3 separate regions of the Mus musculus genome follow, and all the other regions are linked to region 3. The links are chromatin loops, found by intact Hi-C in ENCODE. Cell type or tissue: left cerebral cortex. All regions are shown on one strand. Region 1 overlaps Tmem178b (transmembrane protein 178B). Region 2 overlaps Tmem178b (transmembrane protein 178B). Region 3 overlaps Tmem178b (transmembrane protein 178B).

Region 1 (2,500 bases), 69 kb before region 3:
AGGTGGCCTGTGTGAATAAATGGGGATTTTGAGGGGCTCAGGGACTTTTCAAACTGTGCCCTCATCTTCTGGGCTCTGGATTGCCATGGATTTAATTAGCACTCCCTGTTTCCACCTCAGTTCTTTTCCCTCCTGGGTAATGACTCGATTAAGAATCTTATCTGTTCGTTGGTGGCATTCTAGTACAAAGGGTCGTTTGGGGACTTGGCAGGATCTTCAGCACCATTCCCTAGACTCCAAATTATGGGAGAAGCCAGAAGCATTAAGATCCGCTCGAAGAACTTTGCTCTCTGGTGGATCAAATGAAATGTTACATTGGTTCTTAAGTGCTCCCGCTTCTGAAGGCCACTACACAGAGCTCTTGGATTCTTGGGTTTAATCCTTCTGGAAGGGAGGTACTGGTGCTCTGATACTATCAGAAAAGCAGTGGGAATTCTCTCTGAACAGCGTGATTGTATATATGCACACAGCACTGACCTGAGTGCTTGATGGACAAGCAAATGAGATATGCTCCGGATAATGTAAACAAGTAAGGGGAATGTCTACTGGATTCCAGTAAAGGATAAGCAGCCCAGGTCAGGATGAAGGAAGAACCAGGCTGTCCTGGGAACCCAGTGTGTGGAAATTTTCACCTGGACTTCAATAACTCGGCTCCGTTGATGTCCAGTGTCCAGCTTTCAAAATCCCAGGAGGAATACACCCCCTGTCCTAGCTTGAGTTAGAATCTGTCTGCTTTTCCAGGAATGTGGGCTGCTCACTGAGGTTCAAGTTATGTATGTTCTGGTCATGGGAAAGTCATTGTGAGTGAGGCAGGCACATTTCTTATGAACTTTGTGCAGTTTGGGGGCCTCTCTCCTGCTTTGGTAGAAAATGACATTATATTTGATACACTCTGAGATTACACGCAATAATCATAATTAATACGTGTATTGCATCAGTACTTATAATCAGACATTTGGCCAAAATCTTCTGTATGTATTCTGATCTTATTTGTGTAGCAATCCCATAAGATAGGTGTATTATTATTATTATTATTATTATTTAGATAGAGAAACACATCCACCATAGAATAAGATAGTTTGAAGTCCCCTAAGCTCTTGATAGATGGTGCTCATAACTGATTATAGTTAGAAGTTCCACCTCTGCTTCTGAGTTTATGTAGATCTAGATTTCATTTTTCATTCATCTGAATAGGTCAGAGGTGAATTACAGAATGACACGTTGCTCCCACAGACAGTAGATTCTGGTAGACAGATCTTCCTGGAGACCACCCTCTCTTCTAGCATAGTCAGGGACTCTGAGGAGGTTTTCATGCAGAGCAGCTATCTTTAGCAAACTCCTTTTAATAAAGGGGAAAGCATTTAGCCCTCGCATATCTGCATGCCCCATTTTTTTTGTCACACAGTGGGTGGCTTCCCTCTACCCACCCGCCCACCTCCTGCTGTGACTCCCTGTGGCCTGCCACTTCTCGTCCATCATCACACGCCTCACCCACAATGTTCCCTTTTTGGGTTCTGGGCCTCTCAGCCACCCACTCTTGCTCTGTTCTTCCATCGCATAACCTAAAACTCAGGCAGATCCCCCTCCCCTGTGGTCATCTTTCTGGCCACACCTGCTTTCTGCTTTCTGCAGGAAACCCACCCTCTCACAATCTTCCACCTGCTATTGACACCTGCCTTTCTCCCGTTATGATGGCACTTATTCTAGCAGCCATGCCATACAACTTTGTAGCTTTTCATCAGCTGATTTATAGGGCATGACTTCGTGGATGTATGGTTATGTTCCACTGAGCAATAGGTTCTATCTAGGTGACCATATAAGGTCTTCCTGCCAGGGTGCAGCTTTCTTTATTAATTATTTTTCCAGCTCAAATGTGCTTTTGGGTGACTCTAAAGTCCTAAAGGTCAGCAGGAAGCAGCCTGTGTGTGTCTTAGGTTCTCTCAGACATGGTATGGGGTCAGGCCAGAGTGTGAACTTGGTGAGACCTTCCTCTGAGCTCCCTTGATCATGTTGCTTACACAGTCAGACTTGCCTAGGGTAAATGATAAACATGCTTTTCTAGTTTAAAAGGCAATTGTCAGTATTCCCAGGTCCAAAGCCTGCAGCCATGTACATAGAACTATGAACTCGGTAGCAACTTTTCAAAAGCTGAGAAATATTTTTGCCATTTTAATTGACTCAAACTGAGTCAATTAACCTGAGCCTAAGCAGGCTACTTAATTGTTTCTTTTTCCTGGGATTTTTTTTTTGAAGCCCCATACTCCTCTTGATTATATTGAGATATTCAAAACCCATCTCTGGAAATGATGAAGAACTATTTAGAAAAGACTAGAGTACTGCTTCAGGTTGGCATAAAACTTTCCTACCAGCCATTTTAGCACATATGCTAAGCCATGAGCTGAGCTCCACAGCCATCCTGAAGTTTCACAGGGCTGGACATTTTTTAAACATTTTGAAGCAGGGATCAGAGGAACTTGTTTTTATTTCCAGTGATCTTCCC
Region 2 (2,500 bases), 360 kb before region 3:
AGTGGAGCAGAAGGGATATTGGAGAGGGCCGGGTGCACACACTCCAGGAAGAAGAAGGCGCTGGAGAGAGCCGCATGACACCGGGGAGGCTGGCGGCTGGGCGGGCAGCTCGCCACCCCTGAGCGACCTGTCCATGGTGTTGAAGGAGCTCCGAGCGCTCCGGGTGCGCCCTCCTCTGTGCAGTCCGTCCCTAACGCCCGTCAGCTGCCGCCCAGTCTCTGCAAACCCCGGGCCCTGAACAGTCGCGTAACGCCGCCCGAGTGTCCCCGCTGTCCAAAAGCGGAGCTGTCTTAATGGGGAGGCCAGAGGCAGGCCATCCGGGAGCTCGCGGGCAAAGGCTGGTAGAGACCATGCGTCTGCGGGCAGCTCGCTTCTGAGAGCACCCGTGGGGTCGGCAGGAGTCAAGGACCTAGTGGTGATCAGAGGACTCAGGCTTTGAAAAGACCCAACCTGGAAAAGAACAGTTCTGGGCACGCGTCCCCGGCCTTCGGCTGCAGACCGAAAAGGGGAGGAGAGTCCCAGAGAAAGAGATCCAGGCTGCACTCCCTACTCCGGGCAACCGGCCGTGAGCGCGATCCGTCCTTCGGCGAAGTGTCGCGTCCTCAGATCTCCCTCCCTATCATTCATTCCCAGGAAGCCAGGACTGTCACTCCGGTCAGCAAGCTGCACAGAGAAACCCAGCAAGCCTCGCCGTGGTCGAGAGCACTTGGTGTTTAGTTTGTGATTGCTGGGCGGCGTGCAGAGGCGGACGGAGGGTTAGGACTGTTGCCCCCTGAACGGTGGGAAGTGGCCGTGCTGAGTTCACCACCGCGAGAGGAGGCTGCACCTGCCCGGAGGATGCTCAGGACCCTGCGGGAGCCTCTCCCGATCAGAACTTTTTAGGCTGCCCGCCTCTACTCCCGCAGTCCCCCAGCCGCGTACCCGCAGGTGGGGGCCGAGGGGGGCGCCGCGGCGCAGATCCCCTCCCGTATCCACCCCTAGCTCGGCCGCCCGCCGCTTTGTTCCGGGCGCGCGGAGGGAAGGCGAGGCTGCGGCGGATCATGCCCATGGTGTAGCCGCCAAGCGGAGGCATGGCTGCCGGAAGGTTACTGCTCTATACGGGGCTTTCGCTAGCGCTCTGCGCCCTCGGCATGTTGGCTGTGGCCATCTGCTCCGACCATTGGTACGAGACGGACGCCAGGAAGCACAGGGACAGGTGCAAGGCCTTCAACACCCGCCGGGTCGACCCCGGCTTCATTTACAACAACAACAACAACTTGCCTCTGCGCGCCAGCCGCTCGCGCCTGGACCGCTGGGAGGGCAAACTCCTCCGGGCCCGGAATCGCCGGCAGCTGTTCGCTATGAGCCCCGCGGACGAGTGCAGCCGTCAATACAACTCCACCAACATGGGCCTCTGGAGGAAGTGCCACCGGCAGGGCTTCGACCCGGAGATCGCCGCCCTCATACGGAAAGGTAAGCTCGAGGCGCGAGGCGTGGCGCTGCAGAGAGCCAGGCACTCTAGGTAGGCCCTGCAGCCCCTTGCTTCTCCTGGTGGCCACAGGCTATGGCATCTCCTGGTTTCTGAGTGGTCCAGTTAGGCAGGCCTGGCTGAACCTTGGCGTGGGCAGAACTTGCCTCTCCATAGCTGATTGTGGTAAAGGCTTCACTCTGTTGGCTCACCTGCTGTCTTGCTCTTATGGGTCGGGATTCGTATGCATTCTCCTAGGCCAGGGTTTTGTTTTTTTAAATCCAAGATAATGGCTTCATCAACCTCTGGGAAGGAAGGGAATCTCCAATGTTGTGTTTCTAGAGGAAACCCTAGACGTGTCAGGGCTAACTGGCTCCAAATTTTAATCCCTGTTTTTAGATGTTGAACTAATTCGATCAAAGGAAACTGGGGATGGGGGATGTCCTCTGCAGGAGACACTATGCACACCAGAAACATTTAGTTAGTAAGGCACTGTTAGAAGTCATGGTGTAGCTATTGGTCATATAAACACCAATACATTACAGCCTCTGCTTTGTAGGAGCCCAAAGCAGGTAGCCAGCAGCATTCCATTACAGTCCTTTATTTCATCTTCTGGAGCAGTGGTTGACATAGTGACGGTGAGCAGTGAATACCAGCAGTCTAATACGCACAAAAAAGTAACACAAAAGTGGGACTATCAGAAGGAAAGAAATGACCATTTTCAGGTTTATATAAAACACTCAAGGTGCATAAAACAGAAAACAAGCAAATATCTGCTAATACCACTTGATATTTGAATATGATCACATGCATTGAAAAGTCTGCTTATGTGATACAATTTGTAAATCCTATATGGTTTATATGCTTGAAAACAACCTGTCTCATCAGTCTACTGAAATACTGTTTGATGTGAAGCGCTTTAATGTCTTCTGAGGATACCCCTCTATGATGGCTGCACTCTGGGAAGATGTGTAGATTTTAGACCTTGCTTCTCTCCTCATGTGTCACTCTCTTCAACCAGTGAGTGGTTGACAACTGTGCTAATATTTGCAA
Region 3 (2,500 bases):
GTGACAGACAGCACAGCACGTGGGCTAAAGCACCTGTTTGGATACTCATCCTCCTGCCTTTAGTGATGTCACCTTGAGCAATCGATGGAAACCTCTCTGTGCCTCAGTTTCCCCGTCTAATCTCATAAAGTTCCTTGGAGAATTTAAGAGGCTGATATTTCTTTTTAATATTTATATAAAACAATACTTATAAATATATGTGTGTAGTATGTATATATATATGATATAAATATATATATAAACACAGTTTATCCATAATCAGCTGTATTTGTATTCAATAACTAACAGTGAAGATGTAAAAATAAATAATAAATCACTTGGATATAGATTACCTCCCAAAGAAAGGCCAAGGCCCACTTGTGTGTCCTGGGCAGATGGAAACATGACTGAGCCAGGTGGCAGACTTGGCTGATCCTCTGGCCACAACCCCAGCTTCTTCCTGCGCTAATTAACATGGCATTGGCTTGGATCAGATAGGACAAAAGCCAAAGAGTTTTCTTTCAGGAACCAATTTCTTCCAGACACTTAAACAGCTGGGCTCTATCCCTCCATGTTTCAAATCAAGGCAATTTGGAGCTGAGCCTCCTGTGCACATTGATATCAAATAATGACATCTACTGGTCTCGTCCACCATCCCTTCTGGGTATTCCAGAGGGTGAGAGAGGGTTATCTCTCCAGGAAGTTCATGTTGGACAGAATTAGTGATATCCAGACCTAGAGCAAGTCAGAGAATAGCCCCTCCTTAGCACAGTGCCTAGAGTTATAGGGACATTAAGGTAGAAATGTCCTTAAGACCTGGTCCTACCCCTCCCTGTGGTTGAGGGTAATATAGCCCAGAGAGGTGAAGTAACCATTCATTTTATGAGAAGGCTTGGAGCCAGCACCCAGGTTTTCTGATTCTTAGTGGAGAACTCAGTCCACTAAACCACACCCTTGTTCCTGTTGCAGTCCTATCAGGAAGCTGGTGCAGGTTGACCCAGCATACTCCTGGACCAGGAGAGCCATGTGACTACCAAACATGACTTTACATATAGTGATACAGCTTCATACACTTGGCTTCATGACAGCTCCCCTGGGGTACATTGTGGCTTTCTTTGCAAAAAAGTCTTGATGATACTTCAGATGAAGGGCCAGAGCAAGTAGGAGGTCACAGTGACATAGAAGATCTGCAGGAAGCTGTCATGTCAAGCATTGTTCCCCTTAAGAAACTTGGGTAGAATTGCCTTCTGTCCCAAGATGCCCAGTTAGCCTTATGGACCACTGTTATGAGAATGAGGAGAGAAGAGAAGCAGGCAGGAAGATGGCATGCTCTAAGTGGCTTTCCTCGTGGAAGCTCACGAATCACAGTTTGAGAATGTTCCTTTCCGCACAGCTGTAGCTGCCTGCCACTCCGCTCGGTTGAGAAGCCAGTTGGATCCCACTAATTCTCAGCTCTAAACCAAGGCCCAGATGGATAAGACGCTGCAAAGATTCACATGGAAAAATATGTGTTGCTACACTCTTCACTCGTTTCCTTTCCAGAACTCTTCTTCCCACTCCGTGTGGATGCTCATACCAGATCTCCCTTCACTGTGTAGGATATGTCCAAGATCAGGTGGGCAAAGCAGTCCAGGCCAGCGGTTGCTTCATCTGTAGCACTTGTGTTCCCAAATGAGCGTGGCAGAAGAAAATGGAATGGGTCGTTCTTAGCTCTTTCTGCAGTCAAATAGTTTGAGGCTCAATGCCAAAATCAAATATTTGTCAAGTGCTCGAGACCTTCAGATTAAGTAATGTAAAATTCCACGTAGAATTGCTTCATGAATAGGAAATTAATTTGCTGTATATATTAACATATTGATGATCAACATAGTATGTACATATTAATATATTCGTTGAATATATACTTATACATATACATATGGATACACATTTGTGTATAACCCCAAGAAATACAGAACTCATAGTGACTGAGGTTGGGATTCGATGACTGCTCCTGAATTCATCACTGAGTCCACAGTATGGCTTCCTCATGAGAAAGAGCAGTGGTGGTGTTTTAGCCAAAAAAAAAAAAAAAATGAAGGAGAATATATGAAATGCATTCATTGTTATCATTGAATAAGTAAGTATAGGTAATCATCAAGGCTCCCTCAATCTTCCAGAAGAACTTCAGGGTCAGATTCTCTGCGGCAGCACTTCTACACTCCTCACTTTGCATGGTTACTCCAACACTCTTTGTAATCCTGGAAACCTTGAAGCAGCACAAACACTCGTCAGGGGAAGCATGCTAAATGTGGCACTTATGGTGTAAGCTATTTTCTAGTTAAGATTTCATGGGTCTTGAAGATCCGGCTCAGTCTATAAAATGCCTCTTGCCCACCCTGCATGAGGACCTGAGTGTGCATCTCCACCAACCACATGAACACCAGGTGTGCTAGCGCACATCAATGGCCACAGTCCCTGAGAAGCAGAGACACATGGGTATCTGGAGCTGACTGGCCAGCCAGGCTAGCGAATCTGCAAG

The links. Peaks named below come from ENCODE experiments on the same cell type or tissue, not always from the same donor. Only the 100,000 strongest peaks of a DNase experiment are listed, where the experiment ranks them.
Region 1: it touches region 3 in a loop (2.5-fold over the local background); 2 of 42 quality-filtered maps call a loop at or near these places.
Region 2: a loop joins it to region 3, with 5 times the contacts of the local background. A loop is called at or near these places in 9 of 42 quality-filtered maps.

Annotation. Positions count from the first base shown.
Region 1 is chr6:40,160,100-40,162,599 of GRCm38, forward strand. The region is part of intron 2 of Tmem178b (transmembrane protein 178B); the gene reads left to right. Among named protein-coding and RNA genes, the nearest start is that of Agk, 160 kb to the right of the region's middle. In left cerebral cortex, no CTCF peak of the experiment used is centred here; a DNase peak (open chromatin) is centred at 1,476; H3K27ac peaks cover 2,092 bases.
Region 2 is chr6:39,872,001-39,874,500 of GRCm38, forward strand. It overlaps Tmem178b (transmembrane protein 178B), which reads left to right. Exons shown (of 4, transcript NM_001360978.1): 1 at 1-1,452. The coding sequence starts at 1,071. Among named protein-coding and RNA genes, the nearest start is that of Tmem178b, 1.8 kb to the left of the region's middle. In left cerebral cortex, a CTCF peak has its summit at 1,522; DNase peaks (open chromatin) are centred at 209, 523, 665, 1,124 and 2 more places; H3K4me3 peaks cover 2,500 bases; H3K27ac peaks cover 2,398 bases.
Region 3 is chr6:40,228,749-40,231,248 of GRCm38, forward strand. All of the region lies in intron 3 of Tmem178b (transmembrane protein 178B), which reads left to right. Among named protein-coding and RNA genes, the nearest start is that of Agk, 95 kb to the right of the region's middle. In left cerebral cortex, no CTCF peak of the experiment used is centred here; a DNase peak (open chromatin) is centred at 1,425; H3K27ac peaks cover 694 bases.